Linked DNA regions of Homo sapiens: region 2 is linked to region 1. Evidence: read pairs that join two places in POLR2A ChIA-PET (ENCODE). Cell type or tissue: A673. All regions are shown on one strand. Each heading gives the region's core, and the rest is flanking DNA. Links, peaks and the distances in the headings are about the cores only. Region 1 holds the start of NDUFB4 (NADH:ubiquinone oxidoreductase subunit B4). Region 2 overlaps RABL3 (RAB, member of RAS oncogene family like 3).

Region 1 (15,784 bases), core at 7,774-11,773:
TGTTTTCTCCATTTTCTATAAAATATGAATAAAACCCTTTTTAGAAAACTTTCTGTTTTTAATGGATATGAAACATATAATGTAAGGTTTTTTTGTTGCTTGAGATGGAGTCTTGCTTTGTCACCCAGGCTGGAGTGCAATGGCATGATCTCGGCTCACTGCAAACTCTGCTCCTGGGTTCAAGTGGTTCTCCTACCTCAGCCTCTCAAATAGCTGGGATTACAGGTGTGCGCCACCATGCCCAGCTAATTTTTGTATTTTTAGTACAGACAGGGTTTCGCCATGTTGGCCAGGCTGGTCTTGAACTCCTGACATCAAGTGATCCGCCCACCTTGGCCTCCCAATGTGCTGGGATTACAGGCATAAGCCACCATGCCCAGTCTAACATGAGTTTGTTTTTTTTTTAAGTGCTTAAATGTGCAAAGTTTTGGAAGTCTCCTACCACCTTCTCCTACCCTCAACAATTTCATACCAGAATTCAACCCCTGAGTACCTCCTATACTGATTTATGGAGCAACCTCAGACAATTTTCTCTTTCCCCTAGTGCCAAGATTCCTCAAAGCATAATTATTAAATAATAGATGAATTATTTAAATACAGTTGGTGATAGAAGTAAATAATAACTCAAAACTGATAAGGTAATACTCCTTGTGATTAAGGGGACAAGTGAACTCTAGTGCCAGGTTTGCTCCAGAAATCTCAGATGTTCCACCAGCCATCCAGCTCCAGGAAATTCAGAGGTCAGATGTCAGGAATTGAGCTTCCTTTAATACTTTGAATCCTGAAGCTTGGCAATGAGATTGATGTGCTCTGTACTTTCTTGGTAACTCAAAATGAAGGTTCTCCAAATAGGTGATGTGGCGCCGTGTCTCTCCAGGCCACAGTGAGTATCAGCAGAATGAGGAGTCTCTATCTTAGCCACAAAAATGGCTGTAAACAATGCAGCCATAGGGGAAACTATAGGAAGTATTAGTCGTATTTATAGGTATAAGTGGGTCCTCTAAATGAGGAATAGAAACATGATAAAATTCTATTTGTTCACACAAAGGTAGAAAGTGGCAGTGTGTCAAAAAATAACAGATGCTGGTGAAGATGCAGAGAAAAGGGAACACTTATATACTGGTAGAAGGAATGTAAATTAGTTCAACCATTGCGGAAAACAGTCTGGAGATTTCTCAAATAACTTAGAACTACCATTTGACCCAGCCATCCCATTATACATATATATCCAAAGGAATATAAATCATTCTACCAAAAAGACACTTGCACTTGCATGTTCATTGCAGTGCCATGTACAACAGTAAAGACACAGAATCATCAAAGTGGATCAAGTCAATGGTGGATTGGATAAAGGAAATCTGGTACATATACACCATGGAATACTACACAGCCATAAAAAATAATGAAATCATGTCGTTTGCGACAACATGGATGGAGGTGGAGGCCATTATCCTAAGCAAACAAATACAGGAACAGAAAACCAAATACTGCATGTTCTCACTCATAAGTGGAAGCTAAACCTTGGGTACACACAGACACAAAGAAAGAAATAATAGACCACACTGGTGGAGGGAGGGAGGAGGGTGGAGGGTGAGGATCAAAAAACTACCTATCAGGTACTATGCTTATTATCTGGATGATGAAATAATCCGTACACCAAACCCCTGCAATACACAATTTACCTATATAACAAAACTGCACATGTACCCCGAACCTAAAATAAGAGTTTTTTTAAAAAGACAGTGGCAGTGAAAGCTTTGAAAATCCAGAATCTTTGAATATATGTATAGCATTACATTTTTAGTAATTTTAAAGTGCTGTCCATATTTTGTAACCATGCAAATTTGATCGAGAGAGCTTTTTGTGCAGATCTCTGATTTTTTCAAGTACACCATTAATTATCCTGAAGAATATAGACCCAGATATTATGAGAAGACTGCCAGGTGCCACTAGGAATGAGAAAACATAAAAAGGAAAATAAATCAGAGACTGGACCCACTGGGATTTCAATCAGAGCATGGATGTTATCTTTTTCTCCAGGCAGGATCCACAATAAAGGGTAAAAAGACATGGTACTTGAACCAGCTTGTTAGGGAAGCAATATTGTTCCAGGGACGGGGAGAAGATGTTATAAAAGGGTAAGGAATTATAAGACTGACTCCTCTTGCATATGCGTAAAGGAGAACTCATAGAGATAATGTATTTAGACTTTCATAAAGCTTTCAACAAGTTCACATCCAAATGAGTCACCTTGGTATTGGCAGGGGCTGCTTTGTTCTGCATTGAGGGCTGTCTCAAAAATAAAGAATTATGTCTGATTGAAAATGAACATGATTATCGTCCTCCTGCAGCCTCTCTTATCCTGCAATCATCCTCCATCCAGGAACCAGATGATTTTCCAGAAATGAAAATCCAATCATGTTTGTCCTGCTTAATCCCTTCAGTGACTCTCACTGCCATCAGGCTAGAGCCTAAACTCTTTATGTGATAAGGGCTTTATGATCTGGTTCCTGGTTACCTTCCTCATTGCACATGTCATTTTTTGGATGCTCAATAGTACCAGAGTGAGCTCCTGTGCCCAGTGCCCAGGGCTAGTGCATTGGTCAGACAGATGGTAGCATGTGGTGCTCAGACGAGGTGGCAATTGTTACCCGCACCGGACCACTTCCCGGTGTGATTTCAGACATTTCATTGTTCCTGACTGATAAAAAATCTATTGAAACTGATTAAATCCACAAGAACACACTGCTCAATAATTCCTAACATTAAAACATGTTTTTTAAAAATCCTACTAAGTAAAAATTGCTTCGGGTACTGCCTTCTTTCAACATTGGGTACCAAGAATATACTGTAAATATTTTTCCTGTTACTGAGGGGTACCAAAATAATTCCTGATGAAAGAAGACTAGTATGATCAAGAATTAATGTCTTTAATATATATTGTTTATGCCTTAAAATCATTAAGAAAAAAGACCTATCAGAAAAACAGAGCCAGGTCAGGTGGCTCACACCTGTAATCCTAGCACTTTGGGTGGCCAAGGTGGGCAGATCACTTGAGCTCAGGAGTTCAAGACCAGCTTGGGCAATATAGTAAGACCTCCTCTCTATTTTCAATTTTAAAACAAAGAGAGAGAGAGAGAGAGAGAAAGAAATACAGGCCGGGCACAGCAGCTCATGCCTGTAATCTCAGCACTTTGAGAGGCTGAGGTGAGCGGATCACCTGAGCCCAAGACTTTGAGACCAGCCTGGGCAACATGGCAAAACCCTGTCTCTACAAAAAAAAAAAATACAAAAACCAGCAGGGCATGGTAGCACTTGCCCGTAGTCCCAGCTACTTGGGAGGCTAAGGTGGGAGGATCTCGAGCCCAGGAAGTCAAGGCTGCAGTGAGCCATGATCGCGCCACTACATTCTAGTCTGGGCAACAAAGTGAGACTCTGCCTCAAAACAAAACAAAACAAAACAAAACAAAAAACAAAAACAAAAAAACAAGCAGTGATTTTGAACAAAGAAGTAAAAAAAACAACTGGATAATATGAAAAAAACTTTTAACCTCAATAATAAATAAATTCCAAATTTAAAATAGTTTTCATCCATTAGGTTTAAAAATAATAATAGTAAACACTAAGACTATATACCACTGTCCTAAATACTTTATTAGTAAGAAATCATTAAACAATACTATGTGTTATTTAGTACATCTATTATAAAGATAAGGAAACTGAGGCACAAAGAATGTAAACACTTTCCAGGTCACTTCACCAGTAAGTGGCAGAGCAAAGATACAAGGGCAGAGTTTGGCTTCTGTGACTGTGCTCAGGGTACAGGGAACAGACACTGCATTCATTGCCCAGGAATATAAAATTATAAAACCTTTTATATTTATACCCAAAACAAAACATTTGAATACTTATTGACCCAGAAATTTCACTCCCAGAAATTTATCCTATGAGAAAACTTAAGACACACACAAAAATTCATGGCAAGAGCATTCATTACATTAATTATAACAGCAAAAAAATTGGAAAATGAGTCGGGCACAGTGGCTCACGCCTTTAATCTCAGCACTTTGGGAGGCCAAGGTGGGCAGATCACCTGAGGCCATGAATTCGAGACCAGCCTGACCAACATGGTGAAACCCCGTCTCTACTAAAAATACAAAAATTGGCCGGGCGTAGTGGTGCTTGCCTGTAATCCCAGCTACTCGGGAGGCTGAGGCAGGAGAACCACTTGAACTCAGGAGGCAGAGGTTGCAGTGAGCCAAGATGGCACCACTGCACTCCAGCCTGGGCGACAGAGCGAGATTCTGTCTCAGAAAAAAGAAAAACTTGGAAAATGAAATGTCCAACTATGAGATTGGTTAAATAAATTGTGGTAGACACATGGAATACTAGCAGTTATTTGAAATGTTGCAGAAAAGTCATTGCATGGAAAGATGTCCATGACAAATCATTGAGCCAAAAATTTACAAATTATTATACAAAGTGTATCTCATTTTGTTGAAAAAAAAAGATATATAAGCACAGAGAAAAAAAAAGTTTTAGAAGGATATGCAATTGGCCCTTAATATCCGAGGGTTCCACATCTGTGAATCCAACCAACCATAGACTGAAATTAAATAAATAAATAAAGTCAATATAACAATAAAAAATTATAGAAATAAACATGACAGTATAACAACTATTTGCATAGCATTTACATTGTATTAGGTATAATAAGTAATCTAGAGATGATTTCAAGGAAGATGTGCATAAGTTACGTGCAAATACTAAGCCATTTTACATAAGGGACTTTAGCATCTGAGGAATTAGGTAACCACAGGGGGTCCCAAACCAATCCCTTGCAGATACCGAAAGACAACTGTACACTAAAATATCATCCCTGTGTGATGGAATTGGGAGTGGCTTTTATCTTATTCTTGTACTTAACTAATTTGTAATTTTCTTTTTTGGAAATTTGTAATTTTCTTATAATAGACTTGTATACTTGTATTCTTATTAGAATAGCGTGTTCCCTTTTATCAACAGAAAAGACATTCCAAGACCCCCAGTGGATGCCTGAAACCATACAGATAGTACCAAACCCTATATATACTGTTTTTTCCTATAAATACATACCGATAATAAAATTTAATTTAGAAATCAGCCTCCAAAAGAGAATAAAACAATAACTAATAGTAACATAGAACTATCATTATATACTGCAATAATAATAGTAAACACTGTTATGTTATGGGAATGTGGTCTCTCTCTCTCAGAACATCTTATTGTACTGTCTCACCTATTTTAGAACTGTGGTTGACTTCAGATAACTGAATAAGTGGGGACTACGGGGTAAACTAAAGTCATCTAGAAAAAAAGACGGAAGGTCACAGTAGGATTCCTTCTGTTTTTGCCCTCTAGCAAAATGAGAATCAAGTAATACAATTCTTTAAGATCTGGAGAACAATATAACAATAATGGCCATTAGGATGGGTGGAAGAAGCAGGGTCTTACCGTTATTGTAATGATATGGGCAGGGGCAAATTAGCAAACAGGAACCACATGGAAATCATATGATTTGGTCAAGTCTCATGGGCACAGGATGGTAGCTGTAGATCCAAAATAGTTTTAAGATCCATTTTGCAGGAATTCATGGATCTTTACTCCACCATTACACACAGCTACTCCCACGTGTCTACCACCTTGGCCCCTTTGAATTGCTGTTTCTCACACCTTCTAGTATTTCTGCCTTAAAGCTTCTGTTTACTCATAGATTAGATTCCTCATTACCTTAATGCACTAGTATAAGATCCAGAAAGTGGGAGATAATCTCTATAAAGGTTTAGGAGCTTCCCATATCAGTGATGTTTGTGGGTATCCAGTGGTCTTTGGCATGCCAGGATAGCCCCTCCAAAGTAAAGCACAAGTTGAACCACTTCACACCCTCTACTACAAAGAAAAAGGCACAGCACTTTGTGGGCCTCTGGATTCTGGAGACAACACATACCCTACTTGGGAACAGTACTCTGACCCATTTATGCAGTGATTTGTAAAGCTGCCAGTTTTGTTCTTCCAGAGAGAGGGTCACAGTTTGTCACCCAGGCTGAAGTGCAGTGGGTGGCATGATCATAGCTCCCTGCAACTTTGAACTCTTGGGCTCAAGAAATCCTCCCATCTCAGCCTTCCAATTAGTTAGGCACATACCAGGCATGCCTGGCTATAAGCTGCCAGTTTTGAATGGAGCCCAGAAAGGACTCTGCAGCAGATCCAGGCTGCAGTGTAAGCAGCAGCCACTTGGGTCATATAACACAATAAAGCCAATACTCTAGGTGTCTGTGGTAGGTAGCTAAGGATGCTGCTTGGAGTCTCCTACAAGACCTTGGCAACAGAATAGTTGCAGTGCTGACTTCTTAGGTTGTGGAGCAAGGCCATGCCTTCTGCAGCAAAGAAAAATTCACCATTCCAAAAGCAGCTGGGCACCCAGTATGAGATGAGGTGACCATTCAACCAGAACTGCCTATCAAGATCTGGACAGTCAGAAGCACTGTCATGTGATTGGATGTACACAGCAGCTCTAGGGCACAGATGAATTTAGCTAAGCCTACTAAAGGCTTAGCTAAAGTACCAGCTTAAGGACATCTAGCAGGACTGAGGCTCAGGGTTGACCATGTGGTATATGCAATGAACCAATGGTCATAGATACAGTGCTATGCCCCAGCAGCTAGAATTTATGACTCTGAGAACCAAGAAGTAGGATTGGCCCCTTTTGCCATCCCAGTAACTCATGGTGGAATGTGCACTTCCCCTCCCTCCAAATTTAGGTTCTGCTGGAAGAAGTCCTGATTCCCATGCTGGGGCATAAGAACACTTTCACCAGGGAAACAAAATAATCTGGTACTTCTTGTATTTGGGAAACAGTAGACCGAAAAAGAAATTTCCATACTGGCAGCAGTAAGTGACCCACGGAGCTAGGGTTGCTGCTACACAATGGGGCAAAAAGGGTAATGTCTGGAGTCCAGGGGATTCACTGGAGCATCTCGGTGCTTCCACTTCCAGCCCAGCTGTAAACATGCAATTGCTACAACAAAGGGCTGATGATGATAGAGTAACTAAGATTCTGGTCCTTAGAAATGAAGGCTTTGGTGACTTCATCTGGCTAGCAATCTAGACCTGCTAAAATGATGGCCAAGGAAGGGAAATCTAGTAAATACGATGAGGGGAGATGAATGAGTTACAGACTCTGGGCCAGTTGCAACAGTATGTACTGTAGCTGGTTCCACTAATTGTCCATACTGAGTGTTCTGTAGATTGTATACAGCCATCACCTTGAAGGACATGTTATAGACTGGACTCAGTGTATGTCCAAATAGATCCAAGCAGCGCATGAAGTGGAGGAAGAAATCCTATATCTCTTTTGCCTGCCTCACAACCTCTTGGTCCACCTTTTTACTCTAACTATTGCTGCCACTGTCAGCTGCCTGCAAGTGTGACCTGACAATACTTTACCTCAGCTGCACATCACTTGCTTTCTGCCCTAAGCTTCCTTTCTCCCGCATGTGTAATGCCTGTAAAAACATCGTCAGCCTTTCCAGAGTATGTCCATACCCTGATGTACACGAGAATTGCATGGGATAACCCTTGACCAATGGAGACAAGACAAACATTTGCTTTTCCCACATCTGGTTGAAAAATTCTACATTCCACAGGGCTTCTCAGAAGGTCCCAGGTGGGAGCCTGTTACTCTCAGAGGCAACAGGTTCATGGCACATGTTTGCTGGCTTTCCCTCCTTCCATGTTTCACTCTTCCCAAACTTCTATTCCTTCAGATCACTTCCTAATATAAACTACCTGCACAGAAGACTTTCCCTCAGTCTCTGCTTTCTGGGGCAACCCATGCTTATGCAAGCTTCAAATCAAAGTAGTCGTGGATATCCTTTGAAAGTTAAGACCAATATACCATCTACACCAGCCTTACAGAGCATGCTGGTTATCTACAGCACTTGACTTTACTCTGCCTTTGTGGTGAAATTATCACCCTACTGTTTCCAGACTTAACTACAAAGCATAATACTGTTATTTCATTGTCATCTTCATGACCTTGTGAGGTAGTAGGCTATCTCCATGCTATAGATGAGCATATGGAGGCCCAGTATTCCAACTGTTTAACTTGAGCTAGGATTCTAGCCCAGATTTGACCTCCAAAGGTCACGCCCCTAACCATTATATTTCTGCTCCTCAGCATGACCTCCATGCTCCATCTCCTCACCCCACAGTAGCCCACAATCCAGCCATACCCAACACACCTTGCCCCTTCATGCTCCTGTTTTGTCCTGTCAGCCTTGTGAACTTCAGAGCCTAGATCAAATGCCACCTCCCTAAATTCCTCAGGTAGAACTGCTTCTCATCAGCTTGCCTACATCATTTTCCTGAATCTCGATTGTATTTTTTACATTGGTGTTAGTTTGGCTGTATTTACCACTGCAGCTGGGGCCAGACAAGGGCTTAGGTATTAAATAGTACCAGACGGTAGTAAGCACTCAAATAATTGTTCAATAAACAGCTGTCAGAGTACGTACTCCTTAAGAACAGGCTCTGTCTTACTGACTGTTGTATTCTCTGCACATAACATAATGCCTGGCTCGTAGTTAACACTCGCTTGTTGAACAACTGATTGTAGAATCTGTACTTTCTAAGAGCTCACAGTTTAATGAAGTTTATGTTCATTCATTCAATGTACAGCAAATGTTTGCTGTCACTCTGACAGCAGATTCCCAACACGGGCTGCGTCTGCTTCTGTGTTGTTAGGGTGTTAATAGTTTTTAACATTGAATCAAGGTAATACTAAGAAAGAGAAACTACTACTTAATGATTAATAGATGATTTATTTAGGCAGGAATACATATAGTCATCATTGCCAGACTTAATATGAGAGGTGAAATGTTCGATCCAATTTTCCTTCCTGGATAAGTTTTTCTTTCCTATCCTGTAAAGACAGAAAAAAAGTACATTAAAGACAATATATTCTGCCAGTTGGCTATATTAGATAAAAATAAATAAATAAAAAAGGTAAGAAAAACTGCATTTTGGCACAACCCACCGTACAACTGACAAACAGAATGAAACACTCCAAACCTAATTGCAATCCCACTGTCTAAAGCCCAGGGAGTGTGCGAAGAAACAGTAATCCGAGGAACTAAAGACACAGTAAGAAAATGCTCCTATTCAAAAACATCTTACTCACATTTTAGTCATTAGAAATATATTATCCCATAAAACCATATATTGAAAGCAAAATGCAAACACTTTCTGGGAAAATGTGGACTACCTTTCTGTTAAGTAGATCATTCACCAGATAATCAAAATACACGAACTCTAATGGGAATGCAGATGGGCCAGTTAAAGACAAAGCTAGACGAGTGGGCTCCAGTGGCAACACAAGCCTGGGGGCTGCAGCTCAGGGTTTAGTACCAGATGTGGAATGGTTTGGTGCCAAAGATCAGCTTGACTTTCTCTCCAATCATATACCCAGGCTGCTGACGGCAGCTATTCCCCACACAGGCAGCTTGTGCTTCTCTGTCCGTAGAGTATTAATAGGTTTTAACATTAATTTGCAAAATGTGACCAACATAAATAGAATTCACGCAAACAGGAAACGTACTAAATGATTTATGTATTCTGCTAATACTTAACCCAATAAACATCATCTTTTTAAAAAACAAATGAACTAACAAAAATAGACAAAGGTGACTGAAAACTTTCTGTTTTAACTCCTGCTGGAAAGGAATAAAGATAAAAGAAGAGAGGAAGGGAAGGCAGAGGACAGCCCCAAGGTGGGAGGGGCACTGGTGGCAATCTTCAAGAGAAGGAGCTGCAGCTGGTCCCTAGAAAGTGAACCTATCACTCAAATACTAAACATCTGGTCTGAATACTTACCCTCTCAGTTTTGATAATATAATAAATGAAGATGAGGGGCCCAAATCCACACAGAGCTCCCATGAGTGAGTTTTTAGGAGTGGGTCTGAAATTAGGATAGACATTTATTGTTCTTGCATAGGCCCAACGAAGCAAGGCAGGATTTTCCTAAAATTAATGAAAACAAAAAGTTATAGAACTTAAGAAGGATCACATTGAGAAACAAATTCATAGGGACTTTTGTGAAGGAGCACAGACGCATTTTGTTCTCTAGAACAGTTAAGGGTATATCATGAATATTCCTAAACAGCTTCAGGAAAGATCTTTCATTTCTGGTGTTTTTTGAATTCTAATGATCTTGTTCAAATCCTTCAGAATGTAGAAGGCTCATATCACTAATTAGCTTTCTGTTTATTTAAGAATCCTAATCTTAATCTAACTAATCTAACCTAATCTAACTGTCAGAGAAGCCACTTTTTCTCCTTTGTCATTTTCATCTATTCTTCTCTGGACTGTTTTTAGCTTCATTGTCAAGTGTGACCATCAGAACCATGCAGTATTCCCAATGAAGAGAAACAGATTTCATATGCTCTATCATGCTTTGTATTTTGTTTCCAGGACCCTTTCTAATGCTATCACCAAAATAGTCTTTCCAGGCTACAAATAAGCTGTAGGAAGATGAAGGAGGGGGTAGGCTAGCTGAACTGTAAGTTTTTTAAGCTGACCTAGTGTGAAAAGCATTAATTCAGACATTTCACACTATTAGAAGTTTTGTAGAAAGGTCAAAGTTGTTAAAGAAAAATAATCAGACTGTCTTAAGAAAATAATTGTCCATTTTAATATATTTATACTAGAATAACTATCCATGAATAGCAAATCTACCCACAAACACATAAATTTAATTAGCTAAATGCCCAAGTGATTTTACAAAATTAGTCTCTCCAATTAACTGACAGATAAAAATAAGCAAATAAAATCAGCTTTAAGACTTTAATATATAACATGAATATTCAAGGTCCTAACCAACATCAAGAAGTCATGATTTGTAGGACTAAAATAATTTCACAAGGTCTTCCACAGTCATATTTCAAACTAAATTACAACAATTTACCCTGAGATAATCAGCTGCAGCTCAGAAGTTTAAAAAAAAAAAAAAACAAAAAAAAAAACCTTATGATGGAAATGCTTCCGTTCCTTTTAATCAGACTGAAATTCCTCAACGGTGTAAGCACTCACTACTAGATACAAAGTCCCAAAATATCTTCTGCTGTTCTAGAAACTATTGACATTATCACACCACATTAAAATGAAAGCACATGCAAGTGTTCTGCAGCATTGTTTATTATTATGCCTATACTGCCAACAAGAAAAAAGAGGGTAAAGACACAGATTAGGTCCAAGGGGATGTTAAAGCTCAATAGCTGAAAGGATTAATGCATCTATTCTTACATCCTTTCTACTATAAATGTATCTGAATGACTATCAAATGGCAGACTTCTCAATTTGCTAGTCACCTCTCTGTGCTTTAATATCTGCCAGATCTGTCTTCCAGAAACAGACATTTCATTTCATAAAAATACCAATTGCCCCATGACCATAGTTCATTAAGCCCGGTAATGTTATTGAGAGGTTCCAAAAGACACACTATGAAGAGAGTTTTCCTCCTCTGACATCACTAAAAGTCCAGTGCACTCTCAGTAGCATCTGACATGGTGAAAACTCCTGAAAATCATGTCTTCACTTGACTTCCAGGCCCACACCTGCTTGGATTTCCTGCTAACTCTATGGCCATTCTCTCTTCATTTCTTTGCTCTTTTCCTCCTCATCTCCCCAATCTCTTAATATTGGACCTCGCTGGTCTTTCCTATCTACATTTACTCCCTTGATGATGTCATCTGGTCAGATAACTTTAAATAATCTATCTAAAGGCTGATGATTCCCAAAATTTTACCTCCAGCCCTGTAACTCTCCAGACTTAATATCCAACCAACTGCTGAACTCTGACATACGGTCTAACAGGCATCTAAAACGTCACATATCCCAAACTGATTTCCCAACAGTCTACTCCACCTCCATACCTTCTCTTCTCCCATTCCTGTGTTTCTTAGTAAAAGGCAACTTCATTCTTAAAATCACTTAGGTCAAAAACCTTGGAGTCATCCTTGACTCCTCTTTCATACACCACATCTAGTCTATCAGCAAACCTGGTTGGCTCTACTTTTAAAATACACCTGGAATCTACCATTTCTCACCGCCTTCTGCCACCACCCTGGTAATCAACAGAGATTGGATTACTACAAAAGCCTCCTAGTCTCCCTGATCCTGTCCTTTCCCCCATAGTCAATTCTCAACTAAGCAGCCAGAGAAATTGTTAAGTCCAGATCACGAAATTCTCTATTCAGTAAAAGTCCTTACAATTACCTACAAGGCCTGGTGTGATCTTGTCCCACTCTGCCCTCACCTTTCTCCACTTTAGTCACAATGGTCTCTCCAGTGTTTTTTCAATTAACCTGACACTCTCCTGCCTAATGGCCCTTGCACTTGCCGTTCTCTGATGAGTAGGCTGCCTTCCTAGAGAGCTAGGTCCCTCACCCCACTTCTTTCAGATCTTTATTCAGATGTCACCTTCAAACAGAGGGCTTCCCTGGGCCTAAGATTGTAGCTGCTTACCTCCCCTACTACTTACACACACTCCAAATCTCCCCTGCTTTATTTTTTTTCTCATCACTTACCACTAACATGTTAAATGATTTTAATTTTTTAACTTGTTTCTTGTCTCCCCTACTAGAAAGTTTGTTCTACAAGGACAGGAATTTTTGCCTGTTTTGATCTCCATTGTTATCTTGGCATGTAAAATAGGGCCATAACAGACCCTGAGCAATTATTTATTGATTCAATCAATCATTCTTAAAGATTAGGCAAGATGGCCAGGCACAGTGGCTCAAGTCTGTAATCCCAGCACTCTGAGAGGCGGAGACAGGAGGATCGCTTGAGCTCAGGAGTTCAAGACCAGCCTGGGCAAAATGATGAAACTCCATCTCTATAAAAAATACAAAAACTTAACCGGACATGGTAGCGCACATCTGTGGTCCCAGCTACTTGGAAGGCGGAGGTGGGAGGACAGCTTGAGCCCGGGAGGCAGAGGTTGCAGTGAGCCGAGATCATACCACTGCACTCCAGCCTGGGTGACAGAGTAAGATCCTGTCTCAAGGGAAAAAAAAAAAAAAATTAGGCAAGAGAATTTACATGTATTGATTAATAAATGATAGTGTCACACACTCATTTAATCAACAGAACCAAAGAGACTGGTAGTATTACCTCTATTTACACATGAGAAAATTGAAACTACCCTGAGGCATACAGCTAGAAGACAGAAGATCTTGGTTTCAATTTCAGGTCTGACTGAGGCCTTATTCTTTTTTAATGCATCACACTAACACATCAAACCCAATCATGTGAGTTTGTAATAAATGTGTCTCTCTGCACCCTCTTCCCAAGTTAACAAGGTTCTGGCTGGAGACAGTATAACCAACTAGTTAAAAGCAGATGCTGTGGGTTACACAAACCAGGGTTAGAATTTTGCTCTATCACCTACTAAAGAGGTATCTCTGTATGACCTACTTGTCCTTCCCATGTTGTCTTCTCATCTGTAAAATGGGGACAGTAGTAGAGCTTAATCATCCAAATAGTTGTGATATGTAAATAGTACTCAAAAAGAGTTTTAGCACAGTGCCTGGCACATTGTAACTTTCATTCAATCCTCATAACTTCCAAAAATTCCAAAACACCAATGCAACGTGTGGGAAAAGTCCAGTCCTGTTCTGTTAACATCATATTTAACCTACTTAGTTCCTGTATAGAAAACTACCTAATGAAAGCACACCTGTTAATTACCAGTTTACTGGGCATATATTATGTGCTGCGAATGTTACACAGACTGTCTTATTTAACCTCATAATGCACATCATTTATATACGAAACCAGGAAACTATAATTCAGAGGAGTTGAAGTTGCCCAAGGTAACAGAGTTAGCCAATGAGTAGTGCTTTGGGTTCTGACTCCAAAGCCTAGAACTTCAGCAAGCTTCAGGGTCTTTAAAAGATGCAGGTTGAAGGAATCACTGTATTCCCATCAGGAGAGAGCAGTATCCCTATGAGCTGTGAACTGAAAGGTAAACACCAGCTCTTTAAAATTATATATATATATAAAATATATATGCATATATATAGAATATAATATATATGCATATATATAAAATATATATGCATATATATAGAATATAATATATATGCATATATATAGAATATATATATAATATAATATATATATGCATATATATAGAAACATTTTCTGAACACGCCTTACGAACGAGGCACTGTGCTAGGACAGTCACATACTCTATCTCATTTAATCCTAACAGCCTGATAAAAGAGTAAGCACTATATTACGCCCATTTTGCAGACAGAAAATCGAGGATAAGCAGAGTGAATAACGTTCTTAAGGTCACGCAGGCAGGAAGTGATCAAGCCAGGATTCAAACCCAGCCAGGTCTGAGTCCAGAGCCGGTCCTCTCGAGGGCCAAGCTCTGGCAAAGGTAAAAGGGTAGTGAGTTGGCTAGGCCTGGAAGAGGACCTGCGTCTGAGATACTGATCGGGAGCGGTGGCCGACCCTTTGCGTGGTCTCTCTCGGTCTCTCCCAGGACTCGGGCCCTATTCCCGCCTGGGAGGCCCCACACTCACGATGAGCCCTCGGCGGTTGGGATCGTTGTACTGAAGCAGGTACTCTCGTTTCAGCTGGGCTCTTATGGCCAACCGCTCGGCTTGCGCCCGCCGGGTTTCCGGAGATATGTTGTATTCGGCTGGGTCGAGGGTCTCAGGCAGAGTGCGCAGGCTCGACGGCTTATACTTTGGGAACGACATCTTGGCGAACCAGGGCACAATTGCGCCTGCGCGATTCTGAGGCCCTTTGTCTATGCTGACCTTCAGCTTCAGGAAGTGCGCCTGCGCGTTAGCAGAGGTTGGGGATGTCGTTAACAAGGAGCTCCGCCTCTTTCTCCTACCTTCCCGAACACGGCGCGTTCGCTCGGTGATATGCGCATGCGCGAAGTGCTCTTCTCGCAGTGCGCCCTGCCCCACCGCCGCTCCCCACCTACTCATCTGTCACCGCGCTGCTTCTTCCTAGCAGCCTTGTCTCTACTGACATAACCAGGGCTTATTATGTAAAGTTGAGCTGTGTGGGACTGGCTGTGGAGTCAGAAGTCCGGGTTTTCATTGTGGGTCTAACCGTGCTGTGTCACCTTGGATAAGTCACTTAAAGTCTCTGAGTTTCCTTTTCCTTATCCTGGAGATAATGACTCCTGTCCACCTAGCAAAGTTGTTGTGAGGATTAAATAAGCTAACAAATAGATCACAAAGTGCTTTGCAAAACAGAATTCCCTACCCAAGAAGAAGAGAATAAGCTTTTCTGTACTTTACCATGCTAGATTCATACAACATTAAGTGTAAGCTTATTTTTCACAGGTACGAAATAATGATTAATAGGAAAAATGATGTTATAAGAGAAATGTTGCCTGACTGACTATAGAAGGTCAGGAAGAAAATGAGATACTGAATAAAGCTCATGAGAAAACATCTTAGTTAAAATACTAAAACCTCTTGCCTAAAATCCTTAGCACTCTTCAGATGCAAAGAATTAAAAACATCCTTACAGGTATGAAAATACTCATAGGGGCATGTATCTTATTGTAAAAGACGATCTGGGGCGAAAACTGAAGTAATCAGAAACAAAACCTTCTCTGTCCCTACTGTCCTTCCTTCTCCCCAGTTACCAAGGAGAAAAACAACTTCAAGTTTCACAGCAGGGTCTTTGGGTTCCCCTTCTCCTCAGGGGAAAA
Region 2 (15,784 bases), core at 10,858-14,857, 91 kb before region 1:
CCTTCTACTTTATTCTTTTTCATAATTGTTTAGCTATTATAGTTTATTTGTTTTTCCACATGAATTTTTAGAATCAGCTTGTCTATATTGACAAAAATTTTGGTTGGATTTTTATTAGAATTGCATTGAACCTATTGATCACATTGGAGAGAATTAACATCTTTATTCTGTTGCATCTTCCAGTTCATGAACACAATATATCTCTAAATTTATTTAGATCTTCTTTTATTTCTCTTACCAGCATTGTGTAGTTTTCAGCATACAAATCCTGTGCATGTTTTATTAGATTTATACCAAAATATTTAATATTTTTTAAGCTATTGTAAATTGTTTTTTTGTTTTGTTTTGTTTTGTTTTGAGACTGAGCCTTGCTCTGTTGCCAGGCTGGAGTGCAGTAGCACGATCTCAGTTCACTGCAACCTCTGTCTCCCAGGTTCAAGCAATTATTGTGCCTCGGCCTCCCAAGTAGCTGGGATACCTGGCTGATTTTTGTATTTTTGGCAGAGACAGGGTTTCACCATCTTGGCAAGGCTGATCTCGAATTCCTGACCTCAGGTGATCCACCTGCCTTGGCCTCCCAAAGTGCTGGGTTACAGGCATGAGCCACCATACCTGGCCATAAATGGTATATTTAAACTTCAGTTTCAAATTTTCCATTGCTAGTATAAAAAAAAATAGAATTGATTCTGAGTGCTGACCTGTATCTTGTGACCAGAGTTTTTTAGTACAATCCTTAGGATGCTCTACATAGACAGGTTTATTTCTTCCTTTTCAATCTGTGTGCTTGTTGTCTTATTTCTTGCCTTTTCGCACTGGCAGCAACTTCCAAAAGGGTACTAACTAGGAGTGATAAGAGTGAATATCTATGTCTTACTCCAATCTTAGGGGGAAAGCATTCATTTCACTATTAAGTATGATGTCAGCTTTAGGTTTTTTTTGTTGACATCATTTATCAGGTTGAGAACATTTCTTTCTATCCCTAATTTGCTGATAGTTTTGTTAATATCATGAACAGATACTGAATTCTGTCAAAAGCCTTTTCTGCATCAATTGATATGGACATGTGGCTGCTTCTTTAGGCTGTCAGTATGGTGGATTACGTTCACTGATTTTCAATACTGGTGGATTACATTCACTGATTTTCAAATATTGAACCAGCCTTCCATTCCTTGGTCATGGTGTATTATTCATTTTATGTGTTGCTGGATTTGATTTGCTAATATTTTGTTGAGGATTTTTATCCATGTTCATGACAGGCATTGGTGTGTAGTTTTCTGTTCTCATAATGTCTTTGACTGGTTTTGGTGTGAGGATAATGTTGGCCTCATAGAATTAATTGGAAGTATTCCTTCCTCTTCTATTTTTTGGAAGAAATTGAGTATATTTGGTGTTATTTCTTCTTTGAAGGTTTGGTAGAATTTACCAAGAGACCATCTGGGCCTGGAGGTTTCTTATTTGAAAGGTTTTTAACCACAAAGTCAACTTCTTTAGTAATTAGGATTGTTCAAGTTATTTATTTCATCTTGGATGAGTTTTTGTAATTTGTGATTTTCAAGGAATTCCATCTATTTCATTAAATTTTTTAATGTATATCAATAGAGTTGTTTATAGTATTTGTTTATTGTCCTTTTGATAGTTGCACAGTTTGTAGTGATATGACCTTTTTCATTCTGATTTTGGTATTTTATGTCTTCTCTTTTTCTTGTCAGACTTGTAGAGGTTTATCAATTGTATTGATTTTTTTCCAAAGAAGCAACTTTTGGTTTCATTGATTTTTCTCTATTGTTTTTCCATATACAGTTTAATTGATTTCTACTCTTATTTCTTTCCTTCTGCTTGCTTTTGGTTTATTTTGTTCTCTATAGCTTCTTAGATTACTTACTGGATACCTTGCATTTTTGCCAATACAAGTATTTTAATGCTATAAATTTCCCTCTAAACACTGCTTTAGCTGCATCCTGCAAATGTTTAAATGTATTACTTTTATTTTCATTTAGTTCAAAATATTTTCTAATACTCCTTGAGATTTTCCCATAGGCTGTTTAGAAATGTGTTGTTTAGTTTCCATGTATTTAGAGGCTTTCCAGTTATTTTTTGCTATTGACTTCTAGCTTAATTTTATTATGATCCAAGAACATACTTTATATGATTTCACTTATTTTATATTTGTGCAACACCCGGTATGTGACCTGGGTGTTGTTGTCTCTGTTGTTTCAGTTTTCAGTGTCTTTGGTACACTAAGTAGGATCAAATCCATGCATGCACAGCTTTGGCAATGAGCTCAAGCATTCACGAACTACTTCATGGGGTTGCTTTCTCACACTTCACCCTGTCTACAGTCTCTGCCATACTTTGTGATTTGCTGGGGCTCCCTTTTTCGGTCCCCAGGCCAAATTTTCTCATGCACTTGCACAACTGCACCTATGTCCAGGGCCAAGTGGTAGAAGGACAAAGAATAAAAGCAATGGGAGTTTGCCCCACTGTCTTGAGATACAGTTCCATCAGTCAGAAAAATTTCCCTTCTGGGCCCGGCGCGGTGGCTCACGCCTGTAATCTCAGCACTTTGGGAGGCCAAGGCGGGCGGATCATGAGGTCAGGAGATCGAGACCATCCTGGCTAACATGGTGAAACCCTGTCTCTACTAAAAATACAAAAGATTAGCCAGGCGTTGTGGCGGGCGCCTGTAGTCCCAGCTACTTGGGAGGCTGAGGCAGGAGAATGGCATGAACCTGGGAGACGGAGCTTGCAGTGAGCCGAGATCACGCCACTGCACCCCAGCTTGGGCAACAGAGTGAGACTCCGTCTCAAAAAAAAAAAAAAAGAAAAATTTCCCTTCCTCTGTATTTGTAAGCAGGCGTTCCCAACCCCTGGTCCATGGCCTGTTAGGAACCAGGCCACACAGTGGGAGGTGAGTGGCAGGTGAGTGAGCATTACCATCTGAGCTCCACCTCCTGTCAGATTAGCAGAGGCATTAGATTCTCATAGGAGCGTGAATCCTATTGTGAACTGTGCATGTGAGGGATCTAGGTTGCAGGCTTCTTATGATAATCTAACTAATGCCTGATGATCTGAGGTGGAACAGCTTCATCCTGAAACCATCCCCCAAACACCTGTCCATGGAAAAATTGTCTGCCATGAAACTAGTCTCTGGTACCAAAAAGGTTGGGGACTGTTGTTTTTGAGCATTCTGCTTGTGTTATAGCCTTTGCCACAACTGTCATGAAATTGCTCAGAAGCTGGCTTACAACAGAAGGAAAAATATTGTATTTCTACACTATCTCCAAGTATTCGTGTGTCCCCTTTCTTGTTTCATGAGCCAGAACTATAGGCCTTCTTCTGGAGTATTCTGTTCACACTTTTGGGTTTTAAGCTGAGTTGCATTCAGACAAGGGGATATGGAAGGAAACTGCTAATTCAATGGTTCTTCACATTGCAGTCTTCCTTAATATGCTCACTATTAATTTTTCAGAGTCCTCAAATAGCCACTTCATGTATCCTGTCCAGGTTTTATAGTTGCATTCACTGGGAAAGACAGGATAGAGTTTGCTTATTCTGTCTTACCTAGAACAGAACCCCATTTTCTATCTTTTGATTGAAGCAAGTCTTTCAAAGGCTTTGTTTTCTGTGTGGAAGTCTAATTGTTATGTGAAACCTAAATATAGTATAAGTTTGAGTATATATATGTAGATTCCAGCAAGACCTAATAAAGAATAAGCACAACTAATTTAAAACCTATATTTCAAAGCCTCATTGATATTTATTTCCTATCTCAATTCCTTTCATCACTGATGTCTTCATTAACCTAGCTTGTTCTCTATTTTCTACTAAAATTTCTACTTAAGAAACTTATCCTTAAATTTAGGGTTAGGAGACAGCATATTCATATCAGAAAGAAATCTGCATTTTTGTCAGGGAATTCAGTAAAAGTTCTATACCCATTTGCATTTTGACACTACAGTTTCATTTTGATTCTATAGATAAACCTGCAAATGTATAAAACAACCTTAATACATTGGTGTGCTTTGTTGGTGCATTATTGTATAGCATCAAAAAATTTGGAAACAACCCTAGTGTCCGAGCAACGAAAGATTCATTGAATAAATAATGGCATATCCACATACTGGAGTAGTATTCAATGTTTAAAAAAGAATCAGGAAGATCTCTATGAACTAAAATAGAAAGATCTACAGAGGGTACATTATTAGGTTTAACAAATCAAAATGCAGAGAATATATATCGTATACCTCCTATTGTATAAGAAAGAAAAGAAATAATATGTATTTATATTTGGATAAAGAATCAGTGAAAAATAAGAAACTAATAAAAATGGTAACCTATAGGGGGCCAGGGGAGATGGGTGGATGGGTACAGTGGTAGGAGCAAGACTGCTTAGCATATATCTTTTATATCAGTTTGAGTTTTTAGCCATATTTAAACAATTTAGGTAAATTTTATATTATGTAGTTTTTACCACAATAACTTTTTTTAACTTTTTATTATAGAAAATTTTAAACATATGTAAATACAAAGAATGGAAAATGAACTCCCATATACCCGTTGCCTAGTTTCAACAATTATCAACATATAGCTAGTCTTGTTTCATCCATATCTCTACCCACTTTCTATCTTCTCCCACTCTCAACTGGATTATTTTGAACCAAATGTTAAAACATCATATCATTTCATCCATATATACTTTAAAACATAAGGGCTTTTTTTTAACATGACACCATATAATTATCACAGCTAAAACTTTAATAATAATTCTTTAATAACCAAATATTATTTTAATTTCCCCAATTGTCTCATAAATGTTATAATTGATTTTTTCGAAATAGTATCTAAATAAGGTCCACTGGTTGTATTTGGTTTCTTAAGTATCTTTTAATCTTAGGTTCTCCCTTTTTGGTTGTTTTTTTTCCAACCTCCTAGCACTTTATTTGTAGAAGAAGATGGCTGTTTGTCTTGTACAGTTTCCTATATTCTGGATTTGCTGATTGTCTCCCTGTATTGTCTTTTAAACTTGTTTCTCTGAATTCTAAATCTTCTCTGAAGTGATAATTAAATATAGTGGTCTGAAAGATGCAAGTTTTTTTGTCTTTATTTTTCCACCCAGTATTATGCATATAATATGATACCTGGCTGTGTGTCTCTTTGTGATGTTAAGGAGCTATCAGCCTTATCCATCCATGATAAAGTTCTTCAGAAGTTTACCAAAGAAGATTTCAAGATTAAATTTTAAATTGGATGCTGCAAGATTTTATGAAAAAGTTAAAAGGAAAGCTAAAAAGAGAAATAAGAGAGCAAACTATATATGTATGCTTTATATGTGTCAGTGTGCAAGGAATTGTGCAAGACTATATGAGAGATGTATGTACATCAAAGATGATATTTGATAGAAGATATGCAAAACTTTGTATGTGAGACAGAAGGAAACAGTCCTAAAGGAAAGACACTCTCAAAACTTCATTCCCTAACAAAGCGAATTGTAGCTTTGAACCATGTCTCTTTAATTAGAGTTGCTGTTGATATGAATAATCAAAGGTCTTGATCATGCTATTATTGGCTTTGATGCAATAAATAGAATGGTAATATTTTTGTGAGATGGGAGGTTGTATAGTAAAACACTTGTGTTCCGAGGCTGAACAGTTTGCTGAGGCGCTGTAAGATTATTGTGAAGGGCATAAATACTTAGTAACTTTGCCCCCTACCCCAATTTAGAATTTCTGTAAGAGAAAGAAAAGTAGTGTTAAAGGAAGAAAAAAAGCTATGCTCGACTGGGTTGTAGTGATTGGATTATGCAATATTGATTTACTGTCATAAATTGTGCACAACCAGATTTTGCTGACTGTTGTAAGTTGAGCTTATAACGTGTCAGAAATCCAAATCTGTTTTATTTCTAATATGTGAGTAGAATTTAAATTAATTCAACAGCAATGGCCTCTGTGTTCTTTTCAGTAATGAGAAGTATCATTTACATCACCACTCTGTTCTTTGGATAAATAAATTTTTTAAAAAATAAGGATTGTAATAGCCAGTGATCCAAGGCCACTAACCCTAAGTGGTTCTTATTGCCCGTCCTCTATCTCCCATGGCTCTCATTTCAGGAAACAACTACTTGGTACTAAGTTCTTTCCTTTTACTATTCATTTTGCATTTCAGCTGTTTCCTTCCATTTCCATGTGTTTAATCCACCTTTCCCAGGCTATAGTATCACCTATATTTGATTTATTCTAGGCTTCAGCTTCCCTATTTCTATTTTCTTATTCTTCTTATTTCTTTACTATTCAGACAGAAATGTGTATTGTAGATATAGAATTAATGCATACCCCAAAAGGTACCCAAGAAGCTTGCCATTTTCTCTTCTAGCACAAGGCTTGAGTGCCATGCTAGGCTTTTGGGTTTTTGCTACGATGAGGCTTAAATCCACTCTCTGCTTCTACTCTGAAATATTCCTGAGCTGTTATGTTAACCTTAGAAGACACAGCTACATTGGAAGTTAAGTCCACTGACTGTAATATACTTGATGGGCACTTAGTTGTTCAATTATTCAGTATTGTTCAATATTCAATAAAAACATGGGACCAAATTTTGAGAAGTTAGATGAATAGCTGGAATCTGATGATGAGGATGGATTGATAAAAGAACAAGTAGATGGAAGAAGTTGGAAGGAAAGTAGGTTTGTAGGTGAAGGCAGCAAAAATCAGTTAATTTTCAGTAAAATAGTGTAACTTAGTTGCACTTAAATATTACACATCTACACCAGAAAGATACATTCTATTCACCTCTTCATTATTATTTATCACAGGGATTATGATCAAGAACAGTTTGCTGATAACCAAATACCACTGTTGGTAATAGGGACTAAACTGGACCAGATTCATGAAACAAAGCGCCATGAAGTTTTAACTAGGACTGCTTTCCTGGCTGAGGATTTCAATCCAGAAGAAATTAATTTGGTATGTATTTTCACTAATGCATGCTTGTATTATTATCGGGTAAAGACAAAACTGAAGACATATTCAAATAATATATTCTAGTGAAAGAAGCTTTATACTTGAAATCAGGCTATTTGGATTCTAGTCTAAACGTAGTCAAGATTGGAATCAACATATCTAGACTGAGAGATGTGCACAGTCACTTCAGCCTTTTATGTTGGTCTGTTGGAATGTTCCAACTTTATTCTATGAATAATTTAAATCATAGGCTTCTTTTTTTGAAACAGAGTCTCGCTCTGTCGCCCAGACTGGAGTGCAGTGGCGCGTTCTCAGCTCACTGCAGCCTCTACCTCCTGGGTTCAAGCGATTCTCATGCTTAGGCCACCTGAGTAGCTGGGATTACAGGCATGTACCACCATGTCCAGCTAATTTTTTAAATATTTTTAGTAGAGATGGGGTTTTGCCATGTTGCCCAGGCTAGTCTTGAACTCTTGACTGGATTTGCCCTCCTTGGCCTCCCAAAGTGCTGGGATTACAGGCGCGAGCCACTGCACCTGGCCCATGGGCTTTTTCTTGAGAAAGGTTTTTAAAATCACACCAAAATTAAAATAAATTGATTAAAGTGGCACTATAAGCATATTATTCTTGCTTTTAAAAAGCCTCTTAGCTTCTTAAACTACAAATTTTACCTTAAAGGGCAACGTAACAAATACATGAAAAAATTGCAAACCTTAAACTAGGAGTGCTTCATAAGGACTAATTTATGTACACTTATGCATATATAGAGGATTGAGTCCCTTGATGAGATAACTAGCTCAATGAGAACTGAGCGCGTAAAAAAGCTAAGAAATGGTTGTCATGTAAGCCTGTTAGGATCCCAGAAAAAGATCCTGGCCAGCAATTTCAGTCATGGTCATGTTGTTCACAAATAGGATTTCTGCAACTGTGCACTGGCATTCCAGAAATGCAGTGGTGGTGGTGTAATAGTACTAGTGAGCAACATTTATTGAGCACTTACGGGTTGAAAACTGTTTTAGTTATTTACATACATTATCTCACATGCATCATCTTCACAATCAACTCTATAAGACAGGTACTATTACTATCCTCTTTTTAAAGATAAGAAGGAGAGACGTAACAAGACCAAGGAAGTTTACCCAGGTCAATTAGGGTATTCAGATTCAGAGCCTGTGCTCTACAGTTAAGCCTCTTTTGCACTTAATTAATCCTTCAACTCACCTTGAGAATTTGGCAGCTGAAAAAACTCTTAGAAATCATCTAGACCAACAGTTACCCAAATCTGATTGTGTATTTATATTACCAATAGTACCTATGGAAAATTTTGAATAACCGTCCCACAGCTGGAGCTTTTTATTCATCAAGCCTGGCAGGAGGACCAGGAATCTGCAGTTTTAACAAATAACTCAGGTGCTTCTGATGCCTTTATTCTATGAATCAATGTTTATGAACACTGCTTGGTTCAGCCCCACCTCTACCCCCAGCTTCTGCCTGCCATTCCATTGTTTTTTACATTCTGCTTTGCAGCGGAGAGCCCCTCATTTTTCTCAGCTGCCACAATGGAATATTTGATGTGCATACCCCAGGTAGTCAGCACTGAACCATGATATTCCAAAGGATTCTTGCTATATAGATATATAATATTCTTGTTGAAGAAGTGCTGAGATTACTTTGAACATTATTTCCAAAGAGAAATTTACCATTGAAAACACTTAATTTGTTTCAGCGCTTACTTTAATATATTTTAGAATGTATCTGTTTCTAGTGCCTGTGGGTTTCTCTGATAATCGCGTGCATGTGTGTGTGTGTGTGTGTGTGTGTGTGTGTGTGTGTTATTCCTACTTGCCTTACAAAGCCAAGGCCATCTTTTAACTGTGAGTCAGATGTAAAGGTACTCAGGTAGTGAGACTTTAGCACATACAGTCTCCAAAGAGTTCAAATATAACATGTTTTTGGCCTTTATCAGTGTACAGCTTCAAGAACACAGCACACATAACAATAGGAGAGGGTCAGAGAATGCAGGGAAGAAAAAATGAGGAGGAAAATTGAATACAAGAGTTTCAAAAAGAAATAGCAATCAGAAATTCAGCAATTAAATATAAAGCCTCAAATAAAAACTAATGTAACATTATTAGTGCTAACATCAGTTACTGTATAAATTTCCTTAAAACTGTAGAAAAGTAAGAATTAACAAATGTATACATCAAAGGTGGAATCAGAGTTAATAAATAACTGCCTGAATACATGCAAATTGTTTAAATTATAAATAGGTGAACCATTACTTATTTTCTAAAATCCTGTTAGGCTTATTGTACCCTGTAAAAACTTTTCTCTGTTACGTATTTACTTTGAAGCGATCATATTGAAGTATCTTCCCTAGTTAATAGTCCTTTCTCAAGCTCAGTCAAGCTATTTGGAGCTATTAATTTTCAGGCTTTTCCCTCAGCCATGATAAATGGCAGATGGCTCTTTCAGCTCTAAATTTCTTATCCCAAAAATCATAGTGTTTCTCTAGGCTGGTCGACCTGAAATTATGGAACCATAGAATTAAGGTTTTGGGGGTGTTTTTTTGTTTGCTTGTTGTTTGCTTTAGTTTTTGTATTTAGTACTTCAGCTCTATTTAGAATTGTCTCAAACTTTTGACATTCTGATGACTAGCTAATCAATATCTATTTTATAAAACATTTCTACCACAGATCTAAGGTTTGTCTCTTATATGCCCCAATTGCTGTAGAAATGTGTTCAAACACTATTTCAAATACCATAGTTAGTGCAATGATGTTTCAGTCTACATAATCCATATATGGAATTATCTTTATTGTGGTAAGTGCTTGTTGTGCCTGAAAATTCAATCTGCTAGCATTTTCTTAGATTGAAGAGAGGAGGACTAATATTTTACTACCCAGTATGTCCAGGTATGGATTATTTAATTTTTCACAAAAATCCCGTGAAATAAAATATTGTTATCCCCATTCCACAAATCAGTAAGCCCAAATTTAAAGGTTTAGTACCCTAACCAGTGTTACACAGAGTAGAAATGTTGGGATGGATATTCTGATTTATTGCTTGCTGGCTTTGAAGACCCCTAATTTCTAGTACTCTGTGATCTTTGACAACTTTGTTGTAGCCTCTCTTTTTTGTGGTTTTAGAGAATGTATTATCATTTCTGGCTAAAATTTAAAGTGTGAGCCTTGAAATGTTGCATATGAATAAAATAGGAGGCTTCATTAGAAAGGAATCATGTGGGCCTGGAGATTGCAAAAACAGAATAAATGTAATAATAGTAATTTCAGTAATTTCTAGGGGCACAGAGGGTCTATAGCTAAAAGACAAAATTTCATACTTGCAAAGGAGCTTACATGATAGCCCTTATAGTTTGGTCTTAGGTACATTTCAGGTAAAAATCAAAGTACTCTATCTCTCAAGGTCACAAGTCAATGGTGACAAGCAAAAAAAAAAAAAAACAGCTAGACTGGAATTCCAGCGGATAGTAGGCCTTTTAAGGTTTTAAAGTTATTGTAATGATTAATGTTCCAGATCGTTTTGTCCCTTCTGGGCCCATTTTTTTTCCCTATAATAAAATTCCATCAAAGAGTAGTAATATATCTTTATTATCAAACAATAGTAGTAGATGTTTATTACCAAAAATAATATATCTTTGTGGCCTACCAAAAGATGTAGTACCTTGCATCTAAAGAGAAATCCTTGGCAATTGTTCTGTTTGTTCTTTGCACCTCTAAATCCTTATTTTCTTGCTTTCTCCGATTCATATGAACTGCATAGTACTAAATTAGTTGAGCACTGGTGATTAACTAGTACTAAAAGTGAAATGCTTACTGTTTTTCATGGCTCTCTCTCTCTGGTTTTCGGGGTAAATGTAGGTAGGTCACTCCAGTAGTACCTTGGTTTTGATATTAGTAAAATATTAGTAATCTTGTCTTCCTCTATGAATTATTTGATGATGAATACACTGATTTGGTATACTCTAAAATTGTTTAAATTACAAAGATTAAGTGACCTTATTTTCCTTTAATACTTTCCTCCTTTGTGCACCATAATTTGAAAATTATTTGAATATTTTGTGAGAGTATTGTGCCTAATAGTATTATGCCTACAGAAATATGCAACAGGATAAGTTATGAATAGCAACGAGCTTGGGTTTCCTAACTTTCAATTGTGGATCTTATGTTTTATCTTCTAGGACTGCACAAATCCACGGTACTTAGCTGCAGGTTCTTCCAATGCTGTCAAGCTCAGTAGGTTTTTTGATAAGGTAATGGTTTCAATTAAGTTATTTTTAAACTTAATTTATATATTATGAGAGTTTAAAATTTTTTTGTAGAATCCTATGACCTTTATTTTTTTGTCCAAAACTTCACAGCCTGGAATAATCCTTGTTTTGATCTCTCTTATCTGTTGGTATAATTGCCCAAGGCCTGCTGACGTATTTATTCCATCACCAGTGTTCTCTAAGTAAAGGGCAAAAGCTACTGGATTTAAATGGGGGTTTTAAAAAGATATCTAATTCCTCTCTTTAAAAGAATTTCTACTTACCCATTTTCTAGCTCTTTTTTTCACTTATTCACCCTCCCACCCCCATAAAGGCACTGAACTGAGGAGATTCTGCTTAAAGCCCTGAGTTCTTTTTGCTCTCCTAGCTGTTAATATTCTCTACATAAATGTTACTGTTACCTTTTAAGGTAATGTCTTCTTGATTTCCTAGTGTTTCCCTCTCAGAAATATTTGCATTCCAATTATTGACTCTCTGCTAACATTGTTTTATTGTCCTCAGCTGGAAGGAAAATGTAGAATGACTCAGCATACTGGTAAATTAGAGCACTCTTTGTCTTTCCTTCACAAAGCCATACAACTTTATTGCACATAGTATTGACCAAGTTTAAGTTGTTTGTCCAATGCTCACATTGCATAGTAAGGTAAAACAGGATGTCTTTCTGCATGTATTATTGAAAAAGGTTAATTCCTGTGTTATATTTCTTTTTAAGTGACATCTCCTAAGAAAATCATCTTCCCCATAGCTCTTCTTTATCAATCATTTTTTTCTTTTAACTATTTAGGGATTTAATAATTGGCCCTTTTGTTCAGCATTGGATAAGCCCCACCTTTAGATAATTTGGGATTTAATATTTGGCCTTTTTATCAGCACTAGATAAGCTCCAGCACCCTCCTCGATTAATATTAGGCCACTAGGAAAATTTTGCTTCACTGCAAAACTTCTTAACTGATATGTGGGAAATAGGGTACAGATGTGCCTAGATGCTGATTTCCCTCAGTTCTCAGAGCAGCCAGGGTCCTCAGGGTGGGGGGGTTGGGTGATTGGCAACCGCTTCCATTTTCTCCAGTGTGCTATACAAATATTAGCATTTTCTACGTGTGCCATGACATGAAAAATGTTGTGCAGCACTGCAAGGAGCCAGATTTTTTGCCCACATTGTTTTCAAACTTAAAATATAAGAATTTCCATTTGGTTTAGATCTATGGCCCCATCAATACAAAATTCTGTCCCTTATGAGCAACATCTTATAGATCTGCCCTGACCTGGAAAGATCCCACAGTATGTTGTTTAAATTTAAAATTTTATTAGTTCTAAAATTAAAAAATAAGATATACTAAATTACATCCTAGAGAAACTGGGTTATTGATTGGTATAATCCGAGTTGTCAGGCAAGGCTTTATTTTTTAAAAAATCAGGAGTACACATTGCAAGTCAGGGGTAAAGAATTATGACCAAAACCAAAAAGGTAACTTCTCTTTTATTGCCTGAATCACAACAAAATGTATGTGGGTTAGGAGGTTGGCCAGACCTCCAGACTGAGGTGGTTGCCTGAAACCAAAGGAGCTGACAACCAGATTTCACCCAGTTTTCTATACATCAGTTCTTCCAGAATTTAGCATAAAGATTTATTCTCCAGCCGGGCACGGTGCCTCACGCCTGTAATCCCAATACTTTGGGAGGCCGAGGCGGGCAGATGACGAGGTCAGGAGATCAAGACCATCATGGCTAGCATGGTGAAACCCCATCTCTAGTAAAAATACAAAAAATTAGCTGAGTGTGGTGGCGGGCGCCTGTAGTCCCAGCTACTCAGGAGGCTGAGGCAGGAGAATGGCGTGAACCCAGGAGGTGGAGCTTGCAGTGAGCCGAGATCGCACCACTGCACTCCAGCCTGGGTGACAGAGCAGGACTCCATCTGAAACAAACAAAAAAAAAAGATTTCTTCTCCAAAAGGAAGTCTAACTCCTTCTCCAGCCTCTTTCAACTAGTAGTAATTCCTCACGCTCCAGAATAATCAGATTTTCCTGTCCTGCCATAGAGAGGAAAGGGAATCAGTCTCCTTCTTGGTTTTTGTGGGATTGTTTTAAGATGTACACTAATGATAAACCAACTTTTCTACCTCTGGGGTAAGTGAATGCAACTTTGCCCTGGTGTCTTGTGGCTAAAAATAATCCAGCTATAGTCTCCAAGACAGCAAGAATCTGGATGAATGGCTGTCGCACCAGAGAGAGCAAGCTGGTCTTGGTCTTGGATCTGGATGAATGGTCTTGGTGTTGAATCTGGATGAATGGCTGTGGCACCAGAGAGAGCAAGCTGGTCTGTTCTCATTCAGAGGAACTCTTAGCTGCATAATTTCAGATTTGAATGTCTTAGAGTTCATCTCCAGCTGATCTGTATTATTATCCGATTAACTTTTCTTATCACAGCAGGTCTATGTAAAGAAAATACAGCTATTCCTCAACTTGCGATAGGGTTATATCTCAGTAAACCCCTTGTAAATTGGAAACATTGTTAGTCAAAAATACATTTATTACACCCAACTTACCAAGCATCGCAGCTTAGCCTAGCCTTCCTTAAACATGCTCAGAACACTTATGTTAGCCTACAGTTAGGCAGAATCATCTAACACAAGCCTATTTTATTAAAAAGTTGTGAATGGCTCATGTAATTTATTGAATACTATACTGAAAGTGAAAAAAGTGCCCATTGTATGGGCACTCAAAGTACAGTTTCTACTGAATGCATGTTGCTTTCACACCACCATAAAGTCAAAAAATCGTAGTCAAGCCATCCTAAATCAGAGACCATTTATAATACTTCCTCTGTAACCATTGCAGTTTCTCAAGTGTCAGAACAGAATTTATTATTCTTGAAAATGTTTTTCATCATCTGGAAACATGGTGCTCTTTAGGGTTTACAGCAGTTTTGGGAAAAAATGAAAACATGGTGCTCTTAAACTTATTACATTTGGACATATATTTTGAGGGTTTCTTTTCAATAATGGTGATGGATTTGTGCAGATACATCTGCTGCTTGAACATGTTTTTTCTACTTATCAAATGCAGGTAATTCTGAAACTACTGAAGTAAGGGTGCAGTTAGTTAAAAAAAAGTAGACAATTTACAACAGTCATTAGACTGCTTTTGATGTTGTGTCATCTGTCTATATTGAGGACATATAGAATTTGTCACCACTTACTATAGGGATGTGGTGGTTTGCTATGTTAAACAGTCCCCTCTTTAAGAAATAGACAAGACTATTGTAGCAGGCAAGTGCTTTTTTTATTTTATGGATGCTGTTTAGTACCTTTTGGGACTGACTGCTAGGAAACTTAGAGTCAGATTTGCTGTCATACTCTAAGAATTGCATAGGATCTTATATCATTCTATCATTATTTAGTTTTTGTTATTCATTTATTTTTTGATCTATCATTAATGCGTTTTGGAATGAGGCAGGCTTTTATGGAAATACTCTCACAATTCTGATCTCATTAACACCAGATTTTTAGCTGACTGTACTACATGTCTACTGCTATGGAAAAGATTCTTAGTTTGGATATATTCCTTTTAGTACCATTAGTGGTCGTTGCAGTTAGCCACTTTTTGCAGGTATGTGTGCTAAGCCTTTAAAATCTTTGTTTTTCACAGGTCATAGAGAAGAGATACTTTTTAAGAGAAGGTAATCAGGTTGGTATCTCTTTTCTTGATAAAATAGATTCTTAAATTTTGATAGGTGATTTCCAAATTTAAGTTCAGAAGTAGTTTTAAAAAGTTGGGGAAAGCCCTTTATAGGCACAAGCAACTGATTTCCTTCTATCCTGTTAAATACAAAAGGAGAAAATCAGAACAAAGGGAAAATAAGGATCTAGGAAACAAATATAATCTAGGAATAAGATTACATTATAAAATAGAAGAAGAAAATAATTTGCTTGGGACTCCAAGAGTATACGTTCAGGGTCTGTCACAATACAAATAATTTCTATAAAAGTCTAGTAGGTATTATGAGATTTACCTTCATTCTTTCTGATTTAGATGACACTATCACCAATTTGTTGGGAAATGTTTTCCATTTGGGTAAGATTTATTTTTATTATTTAATCTGTGGTTTTCTGAGTAAAACCTCAGAAAGTTGTTTTTTTAAGAAACAGCAGGCTGACATACAGAAATGGAAAAGAAGGGAAAAATTACTATTAGTATTTGAACTTTTATTGCTTGAGACTTAATGCAATTATCTTTCTTGCCTACAGATTCCAGGCTTTCCTGATCGGAAAAGATTTGGGGCAGGAACATTAAAGAGCCTTCATTATGACTGAATTACACTCATCCTTTGGAAGAGTGAGCAAGCAGTGGCAGTTTTTCACAGCTCATCTTGCTGTGTTCAATTATTACCATCACAGCCTTTTAACAAAATCATCTTAAAATGCTACCCTTCAGCCTTACCCTTTAATGGAAAAATGAAAGGAAGTGACAATACGGGAGGTCCAAACTTTGTCCCTGTTCTCTGTGTTCCTTACCTTTCTGTCCCTGTGTATAGATTA

The links. Peaks named below come from ENCODE experiments on the same cell type or tissue, not always from the same donor. Only the 100,000 strongest peaks of a DNase experiment are listed, where the experiment ranks them.
Region 2: POLR2A ChIA-PET joins it to region 1 with 5 read pairs; 6 of 35 experiments call an interaction of 5 or more read pairs at or near these places.

The regions. Positions count from the first base shown.
Region 1 is chr3:120,595,386-120,611,169 of GRCh38, reverse strand. It overlaps NDUFB4 (NADH:ubiquinone oxidoreductase subunit B4), which reads right to left and starts at 14,834. Exons shown (of 3, transcript NM_004547.6): 1 at 14,631-14,834; 2 at 9,913-10,059; 3 at 8,663-8,962. The coding sequence starts at 14,810. The coding sequence ends at 8,900. RefSeq lists enhancers at 13,314-13,383, 14,424-14,763. In A673, for the core only: no CTCF peak of the experiment used is centred there; no DNase peak of the experiment used is centred there.
Region 2 is chr3:120,689,598-120,705,381 of GRCh38, reverse strand. It overlaps RABL3 (RAB, member of RAS oncogene family like 3), which reads left to right. Exons shown (of 8, transcript NM_173825.5): 5 at 6,809-6,959; 6 at 11,158-11,229; 7 at 14,895-14,933; 8 at 15,494-15,784. The coding sequence ends at 15,559. Among named protein-coding and RNA genes, the nearest start is that of HGD, 15 kb to the right of the region's middle. In A673, for the core only: no CTCF peak of the experiment used is centred there; no DNase peak of the experiment used is centred there; H3K27ac peaks cover 571 bases.